Linked DNA regions of Homo sapiens: region 2 is linked to region 1. A link is a contact called in ENCODE Hi-C data. All regions are on one chromosome and are shown on one strand. Each heading gives the region's core, a stretch centred on a gene start or an enhancer-like site at or near the end of the contact. The rest is flanking DNA. Distances are from core to core; before and after follow the strand shown.

Evidence for each region. A loop is a pair of places that touch in the nucleus more often than their neighbours do. Pooled maps may share reads with other maps.
Region 2: a pooled map shows a loop between it and region 1 (11-fold over the local background). The contact joins two enhancer-like sites. A Hi-C loop is called at or near these places in 12 of 37 single-sample maps with no recorded cell type and 3 of 50 pooled maps.

Annotation. Positions count from the first base shown.
Region 1 is chr4:90,840,038-90,843,642 of GRCh38, reverse strand. All of the region lies in intron 8 of CCSER1 (coiled-coil serine rich protein 1), which reads right to left. Among named protein-coding and RNA genes, the nearest start is that of CCSER1, 710 kb to the right of the region's middle. Within about 2 kb of position 1,787, at least 2 of the 41 ENCODE cell types and tissues checked have a DNase peak (open chromatin) inside an H3K27ac peak, as active enhancers do.
Region 2 is chr4:91,357,278-91,360,882 of GRCh38, reverse strand. All of the region lies in intron 10 of CCSER1 (coiled-coil serine rich protein 1), which reads right to left. Among named protein-coding and RNA genes, the nearest start is that of LNCPRESS2, 920 kb to the left of the region's middle. RefSeq lists an enhancer at 1,586-1,745. Within about 2 kb of position 1,567, at least 2 of the 41 ENCODE cell types and tissues checked have a DNase peak (open chromatin) inside an H3K27ac peak, as active enhancers do.

The DNA of each region.
Region 1 (3,605 bases), core at 538-3,037:
GGTATGAGAGAATGATTCTGTTTATGTTGTGTGTTGTAAAATCAGAAAAGTTCCACAATACACCAAAAATATAATCCTCTAGAAAATACTTGGATGTTGAGATAGGAAAAAAATTAATCTGAAGAATGAGTCAAATCTTAAAAATTTTAAATCATTTTCTAAAGCATTAAGAGCAAAATGATACCCAACTCATAAATTAATGCAGGTTAAGAATATTTTGCATTTGAAAAGTGCTTTAAACTATTTGAGGCCTAACTCTTAGTTTATTACCAGTTTCTCCTGTAACCACATTTTAATGCAGCAGATCAAAGAGCCACCTGAAAATCCGTAGGAATTACATTTACTGGATGCAGAATGGAACCAGTTTAGCAGTAAATAGCCACAATGTTACACACACTTTTTTTTTTCACTGACTCATTTAAGCCTTACCACATTACATGAAGTAGATACTATTATTACCTTTGCACTGCAGATGAGAAAACTGAAGAAATGAGAGGTTATGTAACTTGTAACTTACCCAAGGTCATGCAAATAATCCGTGGTGAAAAGTTGGGCCTTAAACCATCCAGTGCAGCTCTTAAGGGTTATTTATTAACCTGTGCTGACTCTTTTCAAGAGATGTCATCCCCTTCAAACTAAGTCTAGAAATGGCTTTCATGTGCTCTGCCAACCTAAAAGCAATTTCATAGTTCTAACAAGCAAAAGCCTCCTCACACATGTTTTTTGAGTATTGACTACAAACATGATAAAAACTGTAAATTTTTGGGAGAAAGGGAACCATTAATAATGCAAGAATGACTTTGTGAACTGGCATTGTCTTGGACAAACCAGAATACGGTTACTCTAACCATGAGGGTTCTTTGAATGACCCACTCCCTTTGCATTAGTTCCCTGAGAATCCCTGCCTATACCTTACCAGTGAACTGCATCCTTCTTATACATCTCTTTCCTGAAGGAGCTATTTTTCCTAACATTAAGCCCATTTCTTACTATTTCCTGCTTCATTTTCTGATGGTTCTCTTCAATGATCAGACATGTCAGGTCAATTACTACAGTCTCTTTTCTGCACATCCAAACCCATGCCCTATTGAACATTCCCAAATTTCCTCCTCCTTCCCTTTCTGACTCCAGTGCTGACTAAATTAGACCAGTTTCCTGTATAATCCAGATGTTGCTTCATCCCTGGACTAATCATTTCTGTACCCATTTTTGCATCTACATTCCCACTACTTTCCTATTTACTCTCTCCCTGAGAAGTTCTATCAAATTTCAACAGCAACAGATAGCCATAGAACTCACCCAATCAAGAAATTAAAATTTGAGCATACAAAAACCACTTTCTGTCTAACTTGTTCTTGACAAAGAAAAAATAACAAGAATTTTAATGAGATTATTAATGTAATAAACAATTGTCATTTTAAAAGACAGAAGAAAATATATGTTTTTGCTTTCAAAATAATTTTGCTTTGTTTAAAGATGTTTTGAATAAGAAACTAGTGAGAATAAGCTATGTTGACTAACAAATTAGTCCAGTCAAGGCTAATGAGGTGGAGTAATTAACATTTACTGAGCATAAACTAATGCCAAGCTGTGTTTTTTAATGGGAAAAAAAAAACAGAGAAATCAGTAAATACGTCAATATGCAGGAAAAGGGAAATATGAAAAGACAGACAGCAGAATGTAGATTAAACACAATAAGTTCCTATTTGTGAGTCATGCCCAAATTCTCATTCATTGGGCAACTTATAAGAATTAACTGAGAAGAGAAACCACAGTTTTTTACTTTGGAGTTTGGCTTATTGTTAGAAATAATGAATGAGAGTCAGACACACTTCCAGAGTACCAAGACAACACTCAGAAGAGGAATAATACAGCTTCACCTTGATTTATAATGTGAAAAGATTCAACCTAGCTTTTGAAAGTCTACAGAATAGAGAGAAGCACAGGTAAAGAAGAAAACTGCCCTAATAAACAGTTCTAATAGAAAATGTTTCCTGACCCAGACTATGTCAGGGAAAACATGCAAAATATTTTCTTCTTCTTCTTTTTTTTTTTTTTTTTTTTTGAGACAGAGTCTCGGTCTGTCGCCCAGGCTGGAATACAGTGGAGCGATCTCGGCTCACTGCAAGCTCTGCCTCCAGGGTTCAAGCCATTCTCCTGCCTCAGCCTCCCGAGTAGCTGGGACTACAGGCATCTGCCACCACGCCCGGCTAATTTTTTGTATTTTTAGTAGAGACGGGGTTTCATTGTGTTAGCCAGGAGGGTCTCGATCTCCTCACCTCGTGATCTACCCGCCTCGGCCTCCCAAAGTGCTGGGATGACAGGCGTGAGCCACTGTGCCTGGCCAAATATTTTCTTCTTTATTAAGCATTGTCTTCTATGTTTGTTTCTACCCTTGCTGCCACATTCCTGCTTTCTTAAGAATGAGTTATCTAAGTCACAAACTAATATTTTAATAAACTTTGTTTTTCAGAAGACATGCCATTCTCAAGCTTCTACATTGGCTGAGGTTTTCAGATACTGATCTTATCTGCCAAAGTGCAGGAAAAGCATCATTTAGTGACAACTTACTCTAGCTGCTGACTCAGTATCTCTAGAATACAGGTAAAAATCTCAAAAATCTCAATCAGGACATGTCAGGGCATGGTGTTTTAGAGCTGTAGGGAATCTTAGGTAATCTGCTTTATGTAACTATTATGCAATACATGATACTGTCTACTTGCAATTTTTAGAAGTTGTTTTAAGAGGTTGAAAATTTTTTTCTGCCTTCTTATTCAGATGTCATTTTACCAGCCTGAAGAAGAATTTACTCTCTGATGAGAAATGCCACAATTGCCAGCAAAATTCACAGTGACTTGCATACAAGGTTATAACTATTAAAAAAAAAAAGAGTAAGGAGCTTTACAGCTTTCATGGATGAGGGTGCTTCTTGCTGCAATATAGTGTTTTCCCTCTGTTGATATGCTTTAAGCTATATGCATAGGCACTGTAGTGAGGACATAAAATATATGAACTATGAAACATTTTGAATATTGACATTTTCAATTATTTTTTAATACTCATAAAACCTTACTCCTGAATTTGCTGAAATGCAGGGCGGTCTACTTCAGTTCATTAGATACCTAGTGGGAGGATGTAATCACAAAGCTAGAAAAATGTGAAACACTCCAGGCTAGACATCTTAGGCTAATCATAATGTAGGAAAGTTCTTCAAGGATTTGAGCACACAGCACTTCATAAATAGTACTGCTACCAATTAATTTCTCTAAAATGAAGATTACAGATTTCCCATGGTGAAATTAATGTCATAGAGTTAACGTCTTTTGTAATAGAAAATGGTTATTTTGTCGCCTTTCTAATTCTGAATTAAGATACAACCTTTCTCCTCATTCTTCTCCACCCACACACATTTAATATTAGATATTGGTAGAACTATTTAAAATTTTTCTCTCTACTAAAATAAAGGATTCTCTTATTTATGAAAATAAATAGTTGATGTTCATTTTAATAGCAGATGTAATAAAACAATAAATTGCAAGTTACTAAAGCAGCAGATATCAAAAGAATGCTATAAAATAAATGCTATGTTATATGGATTATATAAC
Region 2 (3,605 bases), core at 318-2,817, 520 kb before region 1:
CTATTACTGATTTGCATTCTTAACTACAGGTAAGAGAAAACCAGTGCAACCTAGCTTTCAATAGACAGGAATTTGCTGGCTCATATAAATGAGACATCCAATAAAGAAGAAAAGTTGGAAAAAATGTGTCAAATGTAGCATCCTTTCTCTCTCTTTCTCTCTCTCTCTGTTTTTTCACCTAGGCTTGTGCCATAAACCTTCTTCTACATCAGTTACTGTGGTTATGGCTGTCTTGTTGGCTGAGCTCGAGCTATAGGGTCTATCCTTGGACACAAAGGATGGAAGGCATCCTATCCAAAACACAGGGATCTGGGATTGGGGAAGAGATGGGTCTCTTACTAGGAGGCTGGCTTAATGGGTAAAAATTACAGATGTCTACTACAATCATTAAACATGAATGGATGCATAATGTACTCAGATTTTTTCTTGTACAGTTGTATGGACCCCAATTTTTTTTTGACATTTGAAGGTTTGTGTCTTAACTATTAGTTTTATTCCCAGTTCATAATGTAGTGAATAGCATTTTATAAGAGCTCTCTTAATGTCTACACAGTTTAAATCAATTTTTAGTAGATCTTTTTTTCATATTATTTTTATGCAATCATGTGTTTACCAGAACAAATCTGGAAGAAAAATGGCATTGGTATGCTCATTTGCAGACTCGGGGAACAGAAGTATCTTTCCCACACATCAATTTTATAGCATAGCAGAGTCAACCCTAAAACTCAGGATTTCTAAATACTCTTTCAATTTCAAATTTTGAACTATATGGTGCCACACTACCATTAATCATAATGAATGTTATTTCCCCCCTTAAAAATAGCTTGGATTGTGGGATGAGACGCAACTGAGTTTGAATCTCAGCTTTGAAATTTTATAATTGTGTAAACCTAACCTTGCAGGGATAATATTGACCCTCACCTTAATATCTGTTTGCCAAAATAAAAGAGATAATGCAAGTCACACTTGGCACTGTGGCTGTCACATAGATGGTGTTCCTTTAAGGCTTTCTATCTGCACTAAAATTACCACCACCACCTCTGCCACACCACTGCTGGTATTCCTATGACAACTGCTCTTGTTAACGATTACTGCTGGACGTGAAATTATGCACCAATACTCAGCATCATGTAATTTTCTTAAAAAAAATCAAAATTATGTTTGCCTTTGTTTCACTACAGCAACGCAAGATTGCTTAGCCCTTTTTCAATATCCTTTTCTCTCCTGAAACCCCTTTATCAACCAAATTATGAGATCTGAGATACTAATCGCTTGAGATATTGTTGTTATCTTCTGTTAATAAGAAGCAATACCTCACAAGCTAGTTTGAATTTACCTAAAAATGAAAATTAAACTACTCTAAAATAACATTATGTTCATATAATTTTAATAGGTAGCAGCTTTTGCCATCATAAGTTTATCAGTCACTGTTTTCCACATGAGATTGAGGTAAGAGAGAGACCCTCTCATATTGTTTTACGTTGCTTTATACTCAGTACCTGTTTTAAGGAAAAACAACAAGGAAGTAAAACCAAAGACAGGCAGCCTGGCGCCAGGCCTGAAACCAGGCCTGGGCCTGCCTGGCCTAAACCCAGTAGTTAAAAATCAACTCATAACTTAGAAACCAATGTTATTCATAGATTACAGACATTGTATAGTAGAGCATTGTGAAACTCCCTGCCCTGTTCTGTATCTCTCTGACCACTGGTGCATGCAGCCCCTGTCACATACCACCTGCTTGCTCAAATCAATCACGACCCTTTCATGTGAAATCTTTAGTGTTGTGAGCCCTTAAAAGGGACAGAAATTGTGCATTTGGGGAACTCGGATTTTAAGGCAGTAGCTTGCCGATGCTCCCAGCTGAATAAAGCCCTTCCTTCTACAACTCGGTGTCTGAGAGGTTTTGTCTGCGGCTCGTCCTGCTACATTTCTTGGTTCCCTGACTGGGAAGCGAGGTGACTGATGGATAGCTGAGGCAGCCCCTTAGGTGACTTAAGCCTGCCCTGTGGAGCATCCCTGAGGGGGACTCCAGCCAGCCTGAGTGACGTGATCCAAAGAGCGCTCCCGGGTAGGAAACTGCCCCAGTGGAACACCTCGCCAGAGCAGCGCACATAGCAGGCCCCCGAGGAGGATTAACACAGTGGCTGAACACCAGGAAGGAACTGGCACTTGGAGTCCGGACATCTGAAACTTGGTAAGACTAGTCTTTGGAACTTGCCTCACTCCATCTGAGTGGAAGCGTGGCCTGATCACCCACAGCGTGCCTGCATTGGCACTCTTGTTCTGGTTTTGACTTGACTTGAATTGCTGGATACTTTGGTTTTGGTTTTGACTTGGCTGGAATTTTTTGATACTTGGATTTTGAATTTCATGATTTTGGTTTGGTATAAACGGTAGAAGTGTGTGTGTGCCCTCTTTACCTGTTCTTTGTCTTGTGGTATGTGTGGTGTGAGTGTGGTATTTTGTCTCGGGAAAAAAAAAAAAAAAACAACGTGGGTCAGGCACAAAGTAAGCCCACCCCACTGGGAACTATGTTAAAAAAAAAAAAATTCAAGAAAGAATTGAGGAAGCCTGGACAGGTCCCTTGTTTCAAAGGTATGGCACAAGGTAACCTGTAAGCCAAAGCACCCAGACCAGTTTCCGTACACAGACAGTAACAGCTGGTTTTAGACCCCCTTTCCTCCCCACAGTAGTTAAAAGAACAGCAGTATAAGCAGCTGGCAGAGGCAGCAGAGAGAAAAGGAAAGACCAGCAGAGAGAAAAAAAGGCCATCTAAACCAATTGTAAGTTAATTTAGACTAAACAAGGTCTTATTAATAGCAAAGGATAATTGAAATCCCAAACTTACAAGGTTTTCAACAAAAGTGAAGTTTGCTAAAAGTTAACAGTGTAACATGTATTATGGTAACTTCTAATCTTGTGGCCTTAGTCCCAAAGACATAAAGAAAGTTTGCTTTAAAAAAAGGAATGGTTATCTTCAAAAAAAAAAAAAAAAGGGGGGGGGGGCAGGCAGAATTTAGGTAAAAAGAGTGTTATATGGTAAATTCTTGTCCTGAAATAAATTAACTGGTTGTTTAAAGAAAAAAAAAATGTTTGTAATAAGTCAGAAAGTTGAGACATGTTGAAAAATTGTCGGCGAAAGTCATGAAAGAAAAAATGTTATAAAAATTGTATGCAAAAAATGTTGTATAATTTAAAAGTAATAAGGCCTCCTGAGTACCATTAAAAAAAACAGTTTATGTGCGAAGTGTATAAGAAAAGTAAAATATACCTTTGGTAAAAAGATTATAAAGGGGCATAATAATGTAGATTTTTACCTACATTAAAAGGTTAAAAAAATTATTGTTTTAAAAGTTTAAGCAAGCTTTAAAATGTTAATTATAAAGAAAATTCTGTGTGTAAACATATTAGCTAAAGTTAAAAAGATATCATCCAGTTTTTCTGTGAACTGGACATTAAAGTAAAAATGCAACAAGTTTTTCTTAAAGCATCAACCTGCTCTTTAACAAAAATTATAAAAGATTAAAGAGTCTATAAAATCTTACCTTATGGTCAAACATGAAAAATTGGATAAATATGTCTACAAGGCTTTATTAAAATTAAGT